Regions from separate parts of the Homo sapiens genome. Here region 2 is linked to region 1. A link is an interaction called in ENCODE POLR2A ChIA-PET data of the cell type or tissue named here. Cell type or tissue: IMR-90. All regions are shown on one strand. Each heading gives the region's core, and the rest is flanking DNA. Links, peaks and the distances in the headings are about the cores only.

The links. Peaks named below come from ENCODE experiments on the same cell type or tissue, not always from the same donor. Only the 100,000 strongest peaks of a DNase experiment are listed, where the experiment ranks them.
Region 2: POLR2A ChIA-PET joins it to region 1 with 5 read pairs; 3 of 35 experiments call an interaction of 5 or more read pairs at or near these places.

What each region holds. Positions count from the first base shown.
Region 1 is chr11:35,286,962-35,291,961 of GRCh38, reverse strand. The region is part of intron 7 of SLC1A2 (solute carrier family 1 member 2); the gene reads left to right. Among named protein-coding and RNA genes, the nearest start is that of SLC1A2-AS1, 7.6 kb to the right of the region's middle. In IMR-90, for the core only: no CTCF peak of the experiment used is centred there; DNase peaks (open chromatin) are centred at 1,991 and 2,611; H3K27ac peaks cover 656 bases.
Region 2 is chr11:34,937,621-34,954,336 of GRCh38, reverse strand. It overlaps PDHX (pyruvate dehydrogenase complex component X), which reads right to left. Exons shown (of 11, transcript NM_003477.3): 3 at 6,731-6,831. MIR1343 (microRNA 1343) reads right to left here and starts at 12,500; the gene lies at 12,417-12,500. In IMR-90, for the core only: no CTCF peak of the experiment used is centred there; no DNase peak of the experiment used is centred there.

The DNA of each region.
Region 1 (5,000 bases), core at 1-5,000:
GTAACAGGATATTTTTCAATAAACATTTCACCTGTGATTTGGAAAATGCTATCACAAAATATTACTCTTTGAAGATTTTGGTAAATACATTTTCAAAAGTAGGAGAAGCAGCTTTTACAAAGTAAATGGTATGTTAGGTGAGACTTTTTCTAACAAAATTCGGCCAAGTCTTTGACCTCGACACGAACCTCTAATGGATTATTTTTCCCCAGAGTTAACTTGGCATTGATGAAGAATCAGTTCCCCCTTTGTTACTTAGTTCCAGTACCTAGAAAGCCAAAGAGGACCCCAGAGATATGTAGAGAAAAATCATTTTTTGGACTATCATCTTGGACTGAATCTAACAAAAACAAACCAAAAAATGAACAAGAAGAAATACATAAGAAACGTCTTACAATTAGGCTGGGCGCAGTAGCTCATGCTTGTAATCCCAGCACTTTGGGAGGCCTCGGCAGGCGGATCACTTGAAGTCAGGAGTTCGAGGCCAGCCTGGCTAACATGGTGAAACCCTGTCTCTACTAAAAATACAAAAATTAGCCAGGTGCGGTGGGGGGCGCCTATAATCCCAGCTATTCGGTAGTCTGTGGCAGGAGAATTGCTTGAACCTAGGAGGCAGAGGTTGCAGTGAGCTGAGATTGCATCACTGCACTCTAGTCTGGGTGACAAAGTGAGGCTCCATCTGAAAAAAAAAAAGAAAGAAAGAAAGAAATGCCTTACAATTGAGAATTTTTAAGACTAGTGTTTTACTTTCAGCTTGCAATCATTGTTTTATTTCTGCACATATGTCCTTGGGTCACAAAACTAAGACTGAATCATAAAACAGGTGGCAGGGAGGCAAGCAAATTCTGAAACCCATAGCTCATCATTCAGGTCCTTGTTGCAGAACCTGTGCCCATGCAATGCTAGGGAGGTGCCACTGCATGACGCAGCAGGGCCTGTTGCTCCACGGCTACTGAGCAGTCAGTCAGGTTTCCCTTAAGCGACCTAACAGACCAATAATGCCAACCACCTGGGAAGCCAAATAAAACTTCCATCTTGCAAATCAATGAGGATTCAGTGCTAGTAGAAAATGGAGTTTCAGACAAAGCTGGAATATATACAATCTTAAGGGTCTAGATTCTTTACCCAGTTTCCGAAGATGAAGGAAAACACTTCAAAATTTCCTTCTTGATTTATAAATTTTCCATGACTAAGTATCTCTATCCATACAGATCTTCACTTGAAGAAAAAGAGAAAAAAAAAAAAACCCAACCTGGTTTAATTTTATTTTTGTTTTCTGGTTATAAGCCTGGTATCTCATACTTTATCTCATACCAGGCTCATAACCAGAAAACAAAAATAAAATAAAATTTCTGCAGGCTCAATGTGAAAAAGTTCAGGCAGTGAATACAATTTTGAAGAAGAAAATGAGCTTTGCCAATTATTCTATCACCCAGTGATAACTGGTCATAACCTTTTAATTAGTCTTTAGTTATATATCTTTCAAGTTCTTACTATGTATGTATATATTGTTTTATAAATAGTTATTTTTTTACTGGTCAACGTATCATAAAAGTTGTATCTATTGCAATAGACTTTACTACCATTTTTTAAACTGCATAATAATGCACTGTATGTACTACAATGCAAACCCCACCCTGTCCTAGCCACAGTGATGTATATTTAAGGCATGTCTATTAAACAGGGCTGTGACAAACATCCTTACAAATACATCTCTGCAAGGTTGTATGATGATCCCCTCAGGATAAGTGGAATTTCAGAGTCAAATGGTATGCACATTGACAGTTTTGAAGCACATTACCAGATTGCTATTCAGAAAAATGTATTATTTTATGTTCCCATTAACTGGGGTTTGAGGGTGTGCCCATCCCTGCTTGCTTACCAGCTCTGGATATTGCCAGTCACTTTAATGCTTTCCAGTCCTATTGGGTGAAAAGTAATCTCATGGGATATGCATATCTTTACTTCTCCTTCCCCTCCCCTTTCGCCTGCCTTGTGAATTGTTCATGAACTTGGTCATTTTCCTGTTGAGGTATTCGTCCCTTCCTGATTGATTTTCAAGCTCTCTTTTTGTATAAGAATATTAGCTCATGTGTCACAAGTTGCAAATAATCCTCCTCTTCACTTGACATTTGTCTTAAAAATTTACTGTGCTTTTTGCCTCTAGAAGTTTTAAATTTGTACTTAGTCAAAGCTATCAATACTTTTCTTTAGAATTTAGAATTTAGATTTTGCTTAGGAATAGCTTCTCCAAGTTAATACAATATGACTTTTTATTTTCTTCCAATACCTTTATGGTTTAGATCTTTCAACTATTTCAAAAATATTAGTATTATTTTCTTTTGAATGACTAGAACATTATTTCAGTAACTTTATAAGACAAGGTGAATCTTAAGGGGATTTGCATGGCCCAAATTTGTATTTAAATCAGAGACAAATGCTCAGATTATCCAACCAAGGCTGCTAATATTAGACCAATTTCTTCCCCTAACTCTGTATTTCATTTGAAAAAAAAAAAGTGGTTTTAATCTTTAGTTAAAATGTGGTTTTTGCCTGGATGTGGAATTTCTTTTTTTAAAAGGCCATGTGGCGTGAGTCATGTACCGAGAATTAACTGAAGGTTTCTTTGCCATCATGGTCACAGAGAAGAAAAAAAAAAATGTAAAACCCAGGGACAGCCCACAAAATATCCTTCCTGCCTCCTCGGCCCTTGTACAGAATAAAGACGTTGAGGGTAGTTGAACATCTTTTCTCAATGGTTCCAGAGGCTGGTGTCAGGGAGGACAGAGGGAGTGGGGTGGCCTGAGACTGACCTGTCTTCAGCCCTCCAACTTCAGTGCAGTCTGTTAAAACTAATACTTAAAAAACAAAAGAAGCATTTCAAATATCTGACAGTTATTATTAGCAACATTTGAAGGCTGTCATATGGCCATTGAGGCAGGAACCAAAAAAGCAATGTCAGCATGTCAGCCCATCCACACAGGAAAGCTTGAAATTAAAATTCTCAAGTCCTAGTTTGATTGGGTGGGTGGGTTTTTTAAGACAAAAAGCCTGTCCAGTAGAGAAATAGAGGATATTTTTATACTTACCAATCATTTTTCCCAGTCGACTTAATTGTCCAAAGACCATTTGATGACATTTTGGAAAAATAAATGCAATAATAAACATAAATGTATGCCAGCAATTCCTAGTTTGATTGGGTGGGTGGGTTTTTTAAGACAAAAAGCCTGTCCAGTAGAGAAATAGAGGATATTTTTATACTTACCAATCATTTTTCCCAGTCGACTTAATTGTCCAAAGACCATTTGATGACATTTTGGAAAAATGAATGCAATAATAAACATAAATGTATGCCAGCAATTCCAGAAGTATCCTTAGATTTGAGAATGCTTGCAATCGAGAATCCTGGCCACCAACCACAACTGAGCAGTCATCTCATACCAGTCCTGGTGTCCTGGCAACCCTTCGAAAGGGCCCAGGAAAGGGTGGGGTAAGAGGAAGAAAGGGACACTGACTTCTCATTAAGATAGCAAGCTAGGTCTGATGCCATCCCCTGCATGCAAATGAGGCCAGGCTCCAACTTTGCCCTGGGTTTGCAAGATTTTAGTTATGAGATGTCCCCCAACAAACAATTCTTCTTCCTACCCCAGACCAAGAAGGAGGCATGAGACAGACCCCTGACTTGAAATCACAAAGAATGTTCTGGTAAGAGAAATCTGGCTCTCCTAAGGTTGTTTTAGGAGCTCGTGGGCCAGTGGTTTGATAAGATGCACATCTCGCATCCCTAGTTTTAGGGCTTCTGATTCGTTGGTTCTGGATAGGCCCTGGAATCTTCATTTCATTTAGCTTCCCTGGAGCAGATGGTCTTCTCCCACTCTTTGAGAAACTAAGACCTCTACAGGGATCTATGTCCAGTTTGGTCACTAATTCTGACCAGTAGAAGGAGGAAACTTTGACAAAAGCTGTAAGTGCAAGAGAGAAAACACCTCCAAATGTTATCTGCATTGCAGGTTTTCTAATTCACTTTGCTAAAGTTTGAATAGAAAAAAATCAAGAGGATGGACCATGAAGCACTTCCATGGCAGTTTGAGTGTTCTGCATTGCTTTCTACATTACTTAAACTTTGCAGCAAATCCACTCACCCTCCCAGGCACTTCTATCCACATGGAAATAATATTCTGGCCTTTAGCAACCCTTACTGTTTATTGGTCTCCAATTTTGAAGACATATGAACGTGTCAGGAATTCTGGCCTTCGAGGCTTGGTCATGTGGTCACGAATCCACATCCCAGGCCTGGGAGGAGTGGGGGTGAAGTCCCTTCATATTTAGTCTTTGATTTGCTAATGAGCACATGCTTTCCTGCTCCATGTCATTGAAGTGACTGTAGAATTGGCCGATGAGCATATATCAGGGTGTTGGACTATCTGTGAGGTTCCCCAGTGAATTGCTTGAAGCTCAGGTTCATGCTGAAGTGTGCTGGACATGTTTGTTGTTATGGAAATTAGCAAGTCCAGCTCAGGACAATTTCCCAGGGCTAAATGCAATCCATTCAGTCATTTTATCGGAAACAGCATTTCTAGCATGAAATTATGGGTTATTCAAAAATTCCTCATCCCATTTTGCTGTTGATAGCTGATTCTTTTCTGACATAGCTGGCTTTTGTTTTTTTTTTTTTGCAACCCAATTAATATGGGCAATCAGATGCACTTCAATATCGAATCCAAGGTGGAAACAGTGGCCAAAAGAAAAAATCTTCAAGCTCTGAGTATATCTCCAAAACCAGAACCAATGAAAATATTTTGCTGCCTATTAGTGTCTTAATAAGATTGAATTTGAGCCTCCAACTCACGAGTTTTTAATCTGGCTCCAGATACTGCTTTTTTGCATGTCACATTGCTTGATTGACACAAAACAAGAAAAACTAAGGATGCAGTGGCATTCCAGTTTATGCATTGTCCTGCTTCTCTAAAGTGGACATAACCCTGTCTCTCTCTTTCTCT
Region 2 (16,716 bases), core at 5,101-10,100, 340 kb after region 1:
CAGTATGTCCAACAGAGAAATTGAGAGGGCTCATTCCATTAAAGGCACAAGTAAATATTGTCTGTTTTAATTCTGATATTAAAATCAATATATTAAGTAATTATTTAAGTACTTTTATTCTTTAAAATAGAGCAGTTTGAAAGCTACCTAGTGACTACTGACAGAGCATGTGCAGCAGTGAGTGGAGATGACCTGAGTCACGTGACTGACTTATCTGGTTCATCACTATGATTTTCCATCATGGTGTGAATCATTATACAATTTTGAACTGTTTTGATTCTTCAATGTATACTGTTTATCTTATATGAACAATGAACTTTGGTTTATAAGGAAGTACATAAGAAATACTGAAAATGAGAACAAACCAATGATAAGCTAAAATACAGAGGGGAAGAAGAAACATTCATTAAGCCCTTGAATAACAGTTGTCTGGCTTTCAAGTGCCAAGCACTGTTCCAGCACAGCATTAACTCATTTAATCCTAACAACCTTCTGAGGTAAATACTATCATTATTCCCATTTATAGATGAGAAAATTAAGGCACGAAGAGGTTATGTAACTTGCTCAAGATCACAAGACAAGTATGTAGCAGAGGCAGGATTTAAATGTAGTCTAACATCAGAGATGGTATCCAATATAATCGCTACCAAATCAATAATTTATCAAATCTGTAAATTATATCCAACTGATCAAAATTATCATGCAGCACCTCAAGATGGTGTCTGTATTTTAAAAAAACAAGTTTAAAAGGTATAAAGTGGATGTAACAATTTAGCTTTTGATTCATGGGGAATATAAACTATCTTTCCTCACAATCTGTCATAACTATTTCAATATGAAAAAATTAGAGTTGATAGCAGTAGCATGCTGTTTTGGTTACTGTAGCCTTGTAGTATACTTTGAAGTCACGTAGCATGATGCCTCCAGCTTTGTTCTTTTGGCTTAGGATTGACTTGGCGATGCAGGCTCTTTTTTGGTTCCATATGAACTTTAAAGTAGTTTTTTCCAATTCTGTGAAGAAAGGCATTGGTAGCTTGATGGGGATGGCATTGAATCTATAAATTACCTTGGGCAGTATGGCCATTTTCACAATATTGATTCTTCCTACCCACGAGCATGGAATATTTTTCCATTTGTTTGTATCCTCTTTTATTTCATTGAGCAGTGGTTTGTAGTTCTACTTGAAGAGGTCCTTCACGTCCCTCGTAAGTTGGATTCCTAAGTATTTTATTCTCTTTGAAGCAATTGTGAATGGGAGTTCACTCATGATTTGGCTCTCTGTTTGTCTGTTATTGGTGTATAAGAATGCCTGTGATTTTTGTACATTGATTTTGTATCCTGAGACTTTGCTGAAGTTGCTTATTAGCTTAAGGAGATTTTGGGCTGAGACAATGGGGTTTTCTAGATATACAATCATGTCGGCTGCAAACAGGGACAATTTGACTTCCTCTTTTCCTAATTGAATACCCTTTATTTACTTCTCCTGCCTAATTGCCCTGGCCAGAACTTCCAACACTATGTTGAATAGGAGTGGTGAGAGAGGGCATCCCTGTCTTGTGCCCGTTTTCAAAGGGAATGCTTCCAGTTTTTGCCCATTCAGTATGATATTGGCTGTGGGTTTGTCATAGATAGCTCTTATTATTTTGAGATACATCCCATCAATACCTAATTTATTGAGAGTTTTTAGCATGAAGGGTTGTTGAATTTTGTCAAAGGCCTTTTCGGCATCTATTGAGATAATCATGTGGTTTTTGTCTTTGGTTCTGTGTATATGTTGGATTACATTTATTGATTTGCGTATCTTGAACCAGCCTTGCATCCCAGGGATGAAGCCCACTTGGTCATGGTGGATAAGCTTTTTGATGTGCTGCTGGATTCGGTTTGCCAGTATTTTATTGAGGATTTTTGCATCAATGTTCACCAAGGATACTGGTCTAAAATTCTCTTTTTTTGTTGTGTCTCTGCCCGGCTTTGGTATCAGGATGATGCTGGCCTCATAAAATGAGTTAGGGAGGATTCCCTCTTTTTCTATTGATTGGAATAGTTTCAGAAGGAATGGTACCAGTTCCTCCTTGTACCTCTGGTAGAATTTGGCTGTGAATCCATCTGGTCCTGGACTCTTTTTGGTTGGTAAGCTATTGATTATTGCTACAATTTCAGATACTGTTATTGGTCTATTCAGATTCAACTTCTTCCTGGTTTAGCCTTGGGAGAGTGTATGTGTCGAGGAATTTATCCATTTCTTCTAGATTTTCTAGTTTATTTGTGTAGAGGTGTTTGTAGTATTCTCTGATGGTAGTTTGACCCTCAGAAATAACGCCGCATATCTACAACTATTTGATCTTTGACAAACCTGAGAAAAACAAGCAATAGGGAAAGGATTCCCTATTTAATAAATGGTGCTAGGAAAACTGGCTAGCCATATGTAGAAAGCTGAAACTGGATCCCTTCCTTACACTGTATACAAAAATTAATTCAAGGTGGATTAAAGACTTAAACGTTAGACCTAAAACCATAAAAACCCTAGAAGAAAACCTAGGCATTACCATTCAGGACACAGGCATGGGCAAGGACTTCATGTCTAAAACACCAAAAGCAATGGCAACAAAAGCCAAAAATTGACAAATGGGATCTAATTAAACCAAAGAGCTTCTGCACAGCAAAAGAAACTACCATCAGAGTGAACAGGCAACCTATAAAATGGGAGAAAATTTCCGCAACGTACTCATCTGACAAAGGGCTAATATCCAGAATCTACAATGAACTCAAACAAATTTACAAGAAAAAAACAAACAACCCCATCAAAAAGTGGGCAAAGGGTATGAACAGACACTTCTCAAAAGAAGACATTTATGCAGCCAAAAGACACATGAAAAAATGCTCATCATCACTGGCCATCAGAGAAATGCAAATCAAAACCACAATGAGATACCATCTCACACCAGTTAGAATGGCGATCATTAAAAAGTCAGGAAACAGGCCGGGCGCGGTGGCTCACGCTTGTAATCCCAGCACTTTGGGAGGCCGAGGCGGGTGGATCATGAGGTCAGGAGATCGAGACCATCCTGGCTAACACGGTGAAACCCCGTCTCTACTAAAAAAATACAGAAAAATTAGCCGGGCGTGATGGCGGGCGCCTGTAGTCCCAGCTACTCGGGAGGCTGAGGCAGGAGAATGGCGTGAACCCGGGAGGCGGAGCTTGCAGTGAGCCGAGATTGCGCCACTGCACTCCCACCTGGGCCAAAGAGCAAGACTGCGTCTCAAAAAAAAAAAAAAAAAAAAAAAAAGTCAGGAAACAAAAGGTGCTGGAGAGGATGTGGAGAAATAGGAATACTTTTACACTGCTGGTGGGACTGTAAACTAGTTCAACCATTGTGGAAGTCAGTGTGGCGATTCCTCAGGGATCTAGAACTAGAAATACCATTTGACCCAGCCATCCCATTACTGGGTATATACCCAAAGGACTATAAATCATGCTGCTATAAAGACACATGCACATGTATGTTTACTGCGGCACTATTCACAATAGCAAAGACTTGGAACCAACCCAAATGTCCAACAATGATAGACTGGATTAAGAAAATGTGGCACATATACACCATGGAATACTATGCAGCCATAAAAAATGATGAGTTCATGTCCTTTGTAGGGACATGGATGAAACTGGAAATCATCATTCTCAGTAAACTATCACAAGGACAAAAAACCAAACACCGAATGTTCTCACTCGTAGATGGGAATTGAACAATGAGAACACATGGACACAGGAAAGGGAACATCACACTCTGGGGACTGTTGTGGGGTGGGGGGAAGGGGGAGGGATAGCATTAGGAGATATACCTAATGCTAAATGACGAGTTAATGGGTGCAGCACACCAGCATGGCACATGTATACATATGTAACTAACCTGCACATTGTGCACATGTACCATAAAACTTAAAGTATAATAATAATAATAATAATAAAATAAATAAATAAATAAACAAACATTAAAAAAAGAAAAAATTAGAGTTGAGAATATCTTCCATTTAATAGAACTGCTCTGAGCTCTGAGAGGCTATTTTCTCAATTAAAAATATCACGGTCTAGACAGAAGAATCATTTGAAGCCTCTACAACTTCAAATTTCAACCATAAACTTTCAAACCATTAAAAGGCAACTTTGAATGGGATTGTGGGCAACTTAATGAAAAAATAAGGGTGGGGAAGGGGTATCTAACGAATACAGTAATATTTAAAAATGTATTCTTTAGAAAAATACCAATGACAGTATTTGAGTGAGATAAAGTGAAGAAACCAACTGAAGAAGGTGAATAGTACCGAGAATAATTATTCTGCTATTTTTAGTATTCAGATGATCAATTAAAAAACCATTTTTTTAAAAAAAATTTGTTTTAATATCCATGGATGCTATTTTTTAGAAAAAATTCTACTTTTGAAAATTGTTTTGAATAATGGTCTATCAATAAAAATCTATCAATAAATATATTGCTAGTCAATAAATACATTGCAAACATTACATAAATGTAAATAATTTTGACATCTTATACCCTTTTCATCCTCACAAATATCCTAATTGGTGTGCCAAATTATATAGCAACCCCAAATACACTGGAAGCCAAATTAGAGAACCTCTAATAAACCCTCCAAATATGTCATCCTAAGATTCTACTTTATTAATTTATCATTTAAAACAGCTGCTGTTCAATTTGCTAAATACTAACTTTAAGAATAAGCTGATGAACTGATCTTTAAATGTATAATAACTGAAGTATTTTTGTATCAAAATTTACTAGTTTTGACAGGGCATGGTGGTTCACGCCTATAATCCTAGCACTTTGGGAGGCCAAGGTGGGCAGATTACTTGAGTCAGGAGTTCAAAACCAGCCTGACCAAATTGGAGAAACCCGTCTCTACTAAAAATACAAAATTAGCTGAGTGTGGTGGCACATGCCTGTAATCTCAGCTACTTGGGAGGCTGAGGCAGGAAAATCATTTCAACCCAGGAGGCGGAGGTTGTGATGAGCCAAGATCGTGTCCAGCCTGGGCAACAAGAGCAAAACTCCATCTCAAACAAAAACAAAAACAAAAACAAAAAACAGAAGAAAAAAAGATTTACTAGTTTGTCCCTGATAAAATTGCAACATCTTGTTGTGAAGAGACTCCCAAATATTATCCAAAAAGCATGTGGAATAATAATAAAGCCACAAAGGCCTAAAATATACAGTCTTTTCTTTGGCAAGAAAATAGCTGTGCCACCAAAGCCACTATCAACTATATGCACTCCCACTCCCAACCTTTTTCAGAGCATAGGGGCCAGATGAATTGGCACTGCTGACCCACTGACATGGTTAGCAATTTGAAATGTATTACTAAGCAGCTAAGTGGAAAAATGCTATCAATTCTGGAAGATTTCCACAGCCAAACAATCCAGAATTGGGGCCAAGAACACAGTTTGCCAAAAGCACACATAATAAAATGTAGCTGGGTTTATTACATGGTAATTCAAGCAATCTGTTTCAATATGCTGCATAAATTAGTCAAGAAAACTATTTTTGGTATGAATATTTATATTTTCCTAGTTACAAATGTACAGAAATTTTAGGCTTTGATTCATATTCCTACAAGGAAGTTAACTGTATTATCAACATGTTTCAACCTGGAATGTTATATCTAGTATCTAATATGAGAGATGACAAGTAAAGGAGTTTGACATATTCGAAGTTAAAAATACAACATAAGTGGCTAAAAAAAAAAAAAAAAGGAAAAGAGGATTTTCTAGAAAGAAAAACAAATAAAAAATTGTCTCTAGATTTGCACCTAGTTAGAGTATAGCATTCTGAAGTGTAGTCTTTGAATAGAATATACAAAGGAAGGTGTTACATCTATGCTCAAAGCAGAGGTAAGCTGGTGGCTCAGAAATAAAAACACATCCACAAGGGACTGCTAATAGACATGCAGCTCATCTGTACAAATTGAACTCCAGAGGCACAAATGGATACTTATTATCCAGTTGCAACCAACCAATACAAATTATTAGGCAAACATACAGACTGACTTGGGGACTAATGGTCACCAAGAGCTGAGGAAACAGTTCTAATAATGGGAAAAGTAACATTTATTGAGCAATTGGGTAACAGGTCTTGAGATGAGCATATATGTACTCTCTCAATCTTCCCTACTGTCCTATGAAGTAGGTATTATTATCATCTCTACTTTAACATGAAGAAAAAGGCACAGGGGATGAAGAATTTGCTTATCATTACGTAACTAATAACTGGCAGAACTTTTTAGATATAACATGAATCAGTCAGCGGGGTGATTCCAGAGTCCACAGTCTTAGATGCTCCACCATACTACCTAGTAAAGGTTCTGGAAGTTAAGAAACAAACACGCTGGTTGGCTCAATCAGGGAATATACCACACAATGCTAAATAGTCATGTTTCTACCATATGTAGCTCTACGCATTTTATTTCACTTACTTTTCACATAAGCTCTAATATTCCATTATAAAAATAACGCACATTACAGAAAATTTAGAAAATACAGAAAAATAGGCTATTAGACCTTAACTCTAAAACATTTTAAACACTTGAACTAAAAATGTATTATGTAGTAGACAATACACATTAAAAATAAGGAGGCAAAAATAAAAGGTAATTTTACTACAATGAACTTTCCACTCAAGAAATCTTCATCCTGTTGAAGAAAATTAAAATAAAAACTTACCACGATTTTGGCCAAGATTCCATCATCACTTGCATCTAAGGTAACCACAGCTTTGTCAGTCTCAATTTCACATAATGCATCTCCAGCACTCACCGCTTCACCTACAAAACAAGACTGGGTTTGTTTTGTTTTTTAAAATATAAATATTACTATGTATATATGTACGTATGAATAAAACATAAATAAATACCAAAATATTCCGTAGCTATTTCTGGGTTGTGGAAATACAAGTAATTCTCATTATGTGTGGGTGTTTGTGTGTGTGTGTGTATGTGTATGCTTTGCTGTAATTTCCAAAAGCTCTATAATGGACATAAATTATACTTGTGATAATAAAAAAGCTATTACAAAGATTACTGAGCATGTAAAAATGAAATCAACCTTAAAGACATCAGCAACAAATGTGTATCCACCTCTGAACAAATCAATTCCAGACTCCATATCCCCCTTACTTTTTCAAACATTTTGACTATATTCCCTGAAGAAAAGTTTTACAATTAACAGTACTTCTGGGTTCACATCTTAGGGCAAGTTCAAAAAACCTGTTGGCAGCACACAGTATAAATGAATAAAGCATATAAAGCATAAAAAGAGAAAATCAAAGACACAACTGAAGTCAAATACAGATCATTTCTCTGCAACAGAAAATATCTGGAAACTCAAAAATATGGAGGAAGACCTGAAGTTCCAGGCTTACTAGCTTCTGGATTTAGGAGCAGGTTTGGAGCAAACAGGGGAAAAGAGGTACAACAGTTTCCTTTGGGGATTAAAGGGAACTAAAAGTAGTCTGTTGGATATAGGGGACTCAAATCAGATTCACTATTTGGAGCTAGGGCTAAGTCAGGGTTCTTCTACTCATAATGTGAGGCTGATAAAATGCACAATCAAAACCTGTTGACTGAGACTATGATTTTAATCAGCAACCATGGGTCTAGGAAGGTGGGGACCAGAATACTGCCTCAGTACCAGGAACAAAGTCAAGCCACCCTCTGGCTCCGGGGCTGTATCTGCCAATATCCCCAATATCAATTGCAAAATTCCTTGGATGGTGGCAAGGATCGAGGGGGGACTGCGTAGGAGGGAAGACATTAAAACATAAACTTTCCACTTAAAAGTAAATTGCACAAGAAAGTTCTGAGACACACGAAGAAATCAAAAGCTAAGAAAGCAAGCCACAAAATCAGTAATTGTAACAAAAATTCTTTTCAGAAGCAATTTATTTAGTGCAATCTGTCAAAGATTGTAAAATAAGTACTTGAGGACATCCAAAAACATAAATGAAAGTAAAAGAGCCATCACAAGAACAAGAAATTAAAAAAAAATGGTATCAGGTAGAAATAAAAAAACGAATTAGAAATCTTAAAAATGAAAAATTAAGTAATTGAAATAAAAAGAAACAACAGAATATATTCTAGACAGGGAATAGTGAAGGTATGAATTAGTAAATTGAAAGGTAGCACTAATGAACTACGCAGAATTTCATACAGGCAGACAAAAAGATACAAACATTAAAAACAAAAAACAAAACAAAACGAAAAAACAGAAAAGAGCAGTTAAGTGACAAAGACTGAGGCTGCAATGTTTGCTAATGGAGTTCTGAGGGAAGACACTGGAGGCACTGGTGGAGAAGCAATACCTGAAGAATTAGTGGCTGAGAATTTCCCAGAACTGGAGATGTATACTCTCATCATCAAAGAGTTTTGAATGAATTTAGGATAGGTGTACTGACTAGCAGGGGGCATACGGATCTGTGTAGCTTGCTAAGAATGTTCTAAATCTTGATCTAGGTGGTGGTAACATGGGTATACATGTATACAAAATTTAATTGAGCCTAAAGTTTATGCAAGTTATACCTTGATAAAAACTTAAACAGAAAAAAGAGTATTAGACTATATAAACATGAATCCATATTAGATACAATGTAAAGAAACCGCATTCTATCAACGATAAAAACATAATCTTTTAAAAATCTATCAAAGGGGAAAAAAAACAGATTACCTCAATGGAAAGACTGAGAGTACACTTCTCAGCAGCTGCAACAGAGGTCAGAAAACAATGAAGTAATATCTTCAAAAAACTGAGGAAAAATAACTGTCTAGAATTTTGTATGCTGCCAAACCATCATTTGAGAATGAAAGAGAAGTATTCTTTAGATATATAAAGGCTAGGAAATTTTACCACCTATTAAAGATCTCTTTAAAAAGCTCTTACAAGATGCAGTTCATCAAGAAGAAAAGTGGAAGCAGATGGAACCCATGGGCTATAAGAAACAAGTTATTGTGAAAATTACTAAAATGTTAACTACTAGTATTTTTAAAGTAATGTTTGAGGGTTTAAAAAGTGTAAAACTCAAACTCTAAAAAATAATAAGATAGGTAAGGAAATGTTTAGATGGTAAGGCATGCTAACAACTTTGATATATTCAGCTGGTGCAAAAGTAATTTTATTTTTACCACCTTACTTTCAAAAACCCCAATTACTTTTGCATCAACTTATAATAGGAGAAAAATACTGAATAATACTAAACTTTATTGGCAAAATTTAATTTAAAATTTAAAAACAGAAATATAATCTACAGCATTAGAAAAACAGAGGAAAAATAAGAAGTTGATTATCTAACTGAGGGCAGGCACATGGAAAGAAAAGGCAAAGGATAAAAACAAAAATGCACAAAAAATGGTAGAAATAAGTCCCCATGTATCCGTAATCACAATAAATATAAATGGATTAAAATCACCCATTAAAAGTAGAGATTATCAAAATGGATATGAAAATAAAATCTAGGTAAATGTAGCTTACAAGAGATAGCCCTAACACAAAAACAGAATAAAAAACAAGGGGATAAAAAATATGTAACATATAAATACACCTCCTCACACACCAAAAATAGCTGGAATAGCAATATTAACAGGCAAGCATCATAAGAGAATATGAAAGAAAATCTAAAACACTAAATTAACAAATATGCTCTGAACGTTCACAGTACAGAAAGTACTTCATTGTGTACCAAGATGATCAAATTGATAGTTATATCTTCAGGTTAAATAGTTCAGAGACACTAATATAAGTTATTTTTAAAAATAAATTGATATGTTAGATGATATTTATTTACCACCTAAAAGGTCCTTTGTCTAACTCCAAAGAGATGTCCCTAGTCAACAAACATTTATTAAAAATGTATTGGGGTGGCCAGGCGTGTAGGCTCACACCTGTAATCCCATCACTTTGGGAGGCCGAGGTGGGTGGATCACCTGAGGCCAGGGGTTCAAGACCAGCCTGGCCAACATTGTGAAACCCCGTCCCTACTAAAAATACAAAAATTAGCCAGGAGAGGTGGCAGGCACCTGTGGTCCCAGCTACTCGGGAGGTTGAGGCAGAAGAATCACTTGAACCTGGGAGAAGGGGGTTGCAGTGAGTCAAGATCATGCCATTTCACTCCAGCCTGGGCAACAAGAGCAAAAACTCTGTCTAAAAAATAATAATAATTATATAAATATATTTTATATATATATACACACACACACACATATTTGTATTATATATTTATATATTACATATAAAATATATATACATATGTAGGCACTGAGGATACAGCAGTGGACAGTAATAACAGCAAAGATTTAAGATTCCTGACCTCAAGAAGCTTGCTTAATATCCATTGACAAGTAAACTGGAAAATACAGCAGGATAAGGTGAGGTCAGGATGCTTTGGGAATGTTCAGGAGGGGCATCTAATTCAGTTTTTGTAAGGTGAGAAAAGGCTTCCTAGAATACAATGACCACCTATTCTGAGCCTGAAGAGGTGAGGAGGAGACAATCTGTAAACAGGCAGTGATCCAGGTAGAAGGTAATACACTTATAGCCCTGGAGGCAGAGAGAACAGGAAACTTCAGAGAAACTGGCAAATAGTATGCGAGAGAAGTGACGAGAGATTAGGCTGGTAAGATATGCAGGAAGAGACCAAAAATGACCTTTGTATGTCATAGAGAAAGCTACAGTGTCAGATTATATCATCTTACATACTTCTTTAAATGTTTTAGTGGTTAAAACAGATTGCACTTCAAAAGGGAAAAAAAGCACACCCTCAAAGATTTCTGCTATAATCACGGGAAAAACTATAGAACTAGTAAACCCAGCAATTAAATACCTCTTAGATGCCTAGAAAACAGACTCTAGCCACAGAAAAACAAAATGATGCTATATCATCATTTGTGTTCATCAGTATTCAAATTCCAACCACACTTTAAGAACTACAGATTCGACTTCAGCTATATAACTTTCTCTGAGTAACTTGACCTACATAATTTTGTTCATATTCCAGATTCCTATAGTAGGTCTAATTTATTTAAAAATCACAAATTGCATATAAAATGTTATATTACTGCTAATTACTTTTTTAAATTGTGATTTCCTCTATTTACTAGACTATGAGCTTCTTCACAATACGGACAGGACACTTAAATGTTTTATATTCCCATCCCCATTCCTCAGGTTTCATGGCCAATGCACCATACCCAATGAATTTTAGATTAAAATGCTTTAGAAAAAAACATGATAACTTCACGAATCCTTATTTCCTCATAAGGTATACATCAAATTATCTTTTACATTTCTTTTGCTTCTAACATTTGATTTGTAGCATGCTTCTGATATTTAAAAAGATAGCCTTTTTTTCTTTTTTAAAAAACTATATCTATTCACATAACACAGACATATATGTTAGCTAGATGAGAATGCCAAGGGAGAGGGTAGAAGAGAAAAGCAGGAGGAGAGAGAAGGAAAAAAGGAGAGGACAAAAGAGAGGGAGGTAGGGAAAAGAAACACAGAACACTTTACCAATAAATCACAGGGAAGTTTTAAAAACATAGTAATATTACGTATGGAAGCATTACCCCTAACTCATCACAAAACCAAAGTTCTATCTTTCAATAATCAAACATCATGTAAATGCCAAAAGAAAACTCTGAGAGCAAATAATGAGCCATGAATATTTCAAATCTACTGAGTTTCAGCTGTGATCAAAAATTTAGTGCTATAACTTAGAAAGACTCCTTGGCAGAGTAGTTACAAGGAACCTCTCCTAATTCAAATATGAGTTTGATTCCAAGCTCTGACAGTTACTAGTGATCTTGACCAAGTTACTTAATCTCTCTGACTCTCAGGAAAATTTTAAATGTATAGATATATATTTTTTAAGTCATGGGGCTGGAAGTGTTAATGCTTCACATACATCTTTATGTAACACTTTACAACATCTCTAGGTAAAAATAAAATGTTAGCTATACAACCATTTTGAATCAAGACACATTTATTCCATATTCTGTCATGTCTACCTGAATCAAGATACGGTTTTTTTCCATATTCTGTCATTTCTACCAGAATCAGGACACATTTATTCCATATTCTGTCATTTCTACCAGATCATCCAACAAACATTAATGTATAAGGCACTGTACTAAGCACTGGGTATGAAAACAACAAAAAGAGAAGGTTCTGTCCACAAAGAGTTTAAAGTGGAGAAGAGTGGAAAAGACTCAGCAGCTAGGATAGAGGGTCCTGGACAGCGTGAGATGACAGATGGCTTCTCAGCTGTCAGGTTCATAGCTGACTGATTGAAGAAAGAGATGGCAGCCCTGGAGTGTTCCTGCACCATCTTCTCGTGGTCCATGGCAGTGGCGGAAGAGGAGCGGGCCCAGAGCGAGAGTGCGGGCCCCAGGAGGGGCCAGAGCAGAGGCCCACCCGGGGGCCGCTCCCCAGCACCGACGCCAGCATCATCGTCCTGTTCCTTTGTCCGATGGGCAGCTGCCAGAGCTGAGGACTGAAGTATACGGAGGCTTCCCTTTCTCTTTTTAAATTCTAGATATTAAGCATAGCCTTGGTCAAACACAGTTAATGGTGATGTTTATTTTATTAATAGAATAAGTCCTGAGGCTTTCACAAAATAATTTTGTTCTGCCAAAAATTAAGAATAAAAGTCTTTACGTAAAAGATGTGTGTGGTGGTGGTGGTGGAAGAGAGCTAGTTTTTATCTGTAAGACCAAGTTATCAGATTAACATGAACATTAAAGAAAAATTCCTCTTCTTAGTGCTATGTTGAACCATAATGATAACAATAATCAGAAACAAAAATAATTCAATTGTTGACTCTACAAGTATTTACTAGCTGCCCATGTGAATGACACTGTGTGCGACACTATGATAAAAATAGTAATAAAATAAGACAGAACTGCTTCAAGAAGTTCCTAATCTGATTGAAGAACAGTACAACAAGCAGGCAATGACAATCCCATCCAATTAGTACCTACAGCAGAATGGGAATGTAGAGGAGGGACCCCTAGTCAGTGTTTGTCATCCCTTTTCACTTCACACACACACAAAGAAGGATAATATTTGCATGGCCAAAGACCTGAGGCAACCTGGTTGCTAGGCCAGTTGAGGTCCTGCCCTATGGGGTGAAGGCATGAGTAGGAGAGTTTGAGAAGGGCCCAGTTAGACAAGGTCAACCACCCACACATCCCTCTGGCTTCTTAAAGTCTAGTAGCTACTGTATTCGACAGTTTAACACAGAACATTTCCATCACCACAGAAACTTCTATTGAATAAAACTATAATCTATAATTCCATTCACTAATTTAAAAATTCTGATATAATACAAAGATTTAGCAATAAATGTAAAAACGCATAATGATGGAATATAATTTAGTAACAAAAGGAATGAACAGCTGATAAATGCTACAACATGGATGAACCTTAATCATGCTAAATCTGAAAAAATCTAGTCACAAAAGACCAAACATTACATGCTTCTATTTATATGAAACATAGACAAAAGGCAAAACTTTAGAGACAAAAAACAGATCCGGATTGTCTAGGGATAGAGATGGGAGGAAAAAAATGACTGCAATCAGGCAGCAGGGATCTTTTTTGGGGTGACAGAAATGTGTTCTAAAACTGGATTGTGGTGATGGCTGCACAACTCCATATATTTATTAAAAATCATTGAATACTTAAAATAGGTAAATGTTATGGTATGTAAATTATACCTCAATAAAGCTGTGAAAACCATAGTACACCAAAAAAAGGAAGCTATTTGTGAAATGGACTTTTCAAAATTTTCCATTTTAGCACCACAAACATATACATATTGCCAGAAATAACGGAACCAAAGTGTCTTCTATAGTAGAATCCAGAGACCCATATAACTCTCTAGTGGCATCTAGTGATATAGGATAAGGCTTTCTTCAAAATGGTTTTATTTCTGAATTTTATACAGTAACAGTATATTAGACAAAAACTATTTGAAATACAAAAAAATCCCTTGTCTCATGACATAAGGAATACCGCAGCAACAAGCACCACTGTTAAGCATGCTTACTACGTACATTCTAGGCACTGTGGGTGTGGCTAAGTGCTTGATGGAATTATCTTAGCCTGGTTTTGTTCCATAGTGCTTCACGGCAGAGCAGAAAAATCTCAAATATTCTGAGGAAAAAAAACAAGGTTTTTCATAACCTCAAATATTCTCTTACAAAAGGAGAACAAGAATTTTTTTTCCTTTCTGTTATTTTAACAGATTTGACAGTTCAATTGATGAAAAAATAAACTAGGTGCAGTTTAAACTGAAAATATCTGAAGCACATGCCCCCTCCAAATAAAAAACTTGTAATAAAAATGCCAAATGATAGCTCAATTGACCTTTCAAAAGATTTTGAAATTGTGGGTGTTACCTAGCACTTTCAGAGCATTTTCTGTACTAATTTTATGATATATAAGGTTTTAGTCAATCCTCAGACTGAAATGAAGTACTCTAATAGTCATTATAAAACTTATTTTCTTAGAATCATGAGTTCAACAAAGACGGAAATAATTTATATGCTATAATACTGCATATTTCAGTTACTTAAAAAAAGAAAATAAAAATGAGTTATCATAGAATTATAAATCCAGGATATTCCGTACCTTAGATTTCAGCTAGTTCAACTCACTCCCAGGTAGTTCATGGCAGAGGAGGAACCCCAAAGGAAAAACCATGATTCCTGGGCCAGAGTTTTTTCTTTGCACCCTTACCTCCTTGGTGTAAAACGCTGCGCGCATGCAAGTGCACACACACACACACACACACACACACACACACACACCATTAGTAAAAGAAGCTGTGAATCAGTCTCAGATCTTTGAAAAAACTTAATGGTTTTTAAGACTGAACTGCTGTCCATTGAATGTTCTCAAATACTTATCTAGTCTTCGCTTAGAAGTAAACTAGATTCATAATTCGATGCAACACTATCATTTTTCATGAAAAATATCAATTTTCTTAATGCATAAAGGTTTAAACTCATTGTTTTATGGTGACCATACATTTAAAAAGATCTCAAAAATCAAACAAACAAAAAACAGTTAATAAGAGAAAAAATATATGAAAAGTATGCTGTCAGAATATAAATTTGTTTTTAATATAAAATGAATGGAGCAAGTTATCATAAATGTACCAAGAACCAGGCATACTTAAACATATATTGACACCCATGTATACAGTAAATAAGTGTTAATGAAAAGCAGCCAATTATACTCAAAAGATCACAAATCACAAAGGTGATGAGCTTCAAAAAGAAGCCAGTGAACCACTAAGAACCAAGGATTAAGATTGCTCTCAATTATTTACTGTGTTTTGGCAAAAACAAATTTCCCTTCAGTTGGCAGAACACAGAATTTTAAGAGCAACCTTCAGGGAAACATGCTCCAGGGACTTAAAATACATCCTGGCCTGTCCTACATGAAAATAGCATATTGTAATCAAAAGGAAAAAAGAACAGAATAATGAGACCATATGTCTGCTGGCTCTTTATCTTACTGCTCATATTCTAACGGGTGTGAATAACTTATTAGATTGCCAGTGAGCTGGAAGTCTGAAAGATAAATGTGGCCCAAGAATCCCCTCATCTGCTTACCTATAAATTCTCAAAGTGTGAAGAAAGTTAATCTTTTTAAAATAATCCCTAAAAGACTGTTCTGTGTCTGAATCATTATTTAATGACACCAACACCCTGTCATATCGAATATGGAAATAGCCAAAGCTCTGTAATTCATCAGAGAAAAGAAACCTAAAAACACATTCCAACTGATTACATTATTTATAAAGGTAAAACTTTCTTAGATACTGACAATTATTTTAAAAGATAGCAGCAGCCATGCAGAGCCAATTGCTCTAAATGCTTTCCAATGGGGTACTGGCTCTTTCATTTACATTACACATATCTTTCTTAAATTCTAGAAAATTCTCTGCCATGTTTTTCTTTGAAAATTACCTCTTCCCATTTCCCTCTTTTTTTCTTCTTCTGAAATTCCTATTGGGTTATTGAATAATTTTCATTTTACCCTTCATATGTCAACTTCTCTTTCATATTTTCCAGTGCTGTCTCTATGTGCTACATGCAACCTAACTTCCTCTAGTCGTCCTTCTGTTCACAAATTCTTCATTCAGTCCTGTCTAATCACACTTCAGCCCACCCTTGAGGTTTGGGGGGTTTTAATTTGAGAGACTATATTTTTCATTACTAGAAGTTCTGTTTATCCTTTTCAAATCTGCCTGGACTTTTGTAATTCCAATTAACTGAAGTTCTTGGGATCCAGTCCTGCTGCTTGTTATGCCTACTGACTTCACTCCTAAAAGACTTCTTCCACATACGTTATTAAATGTGGGATTGTGACTTTTGGTGAGACTTTATCTGCAAATTCTGTATGGTTTGGATTAGAAGCTGTATTCTTCCAGAATAATGGCTTCTACCAGGTAACCCAGGGAGGCGATCAGCCCAGGACAACTTCACTTCTATCTGTGGGTTCCCAGAAAATGCAAGTTCTATAAATTTGACCCTCAGGAGGACTCTTTAGGGGAGTAGGCATTCTTATTCCATATAGATTCAAAATCATTTTGCCTGTTATCACATGGCATTAAATTCCATCCACATGCTGATGACTCTCAAATTTCT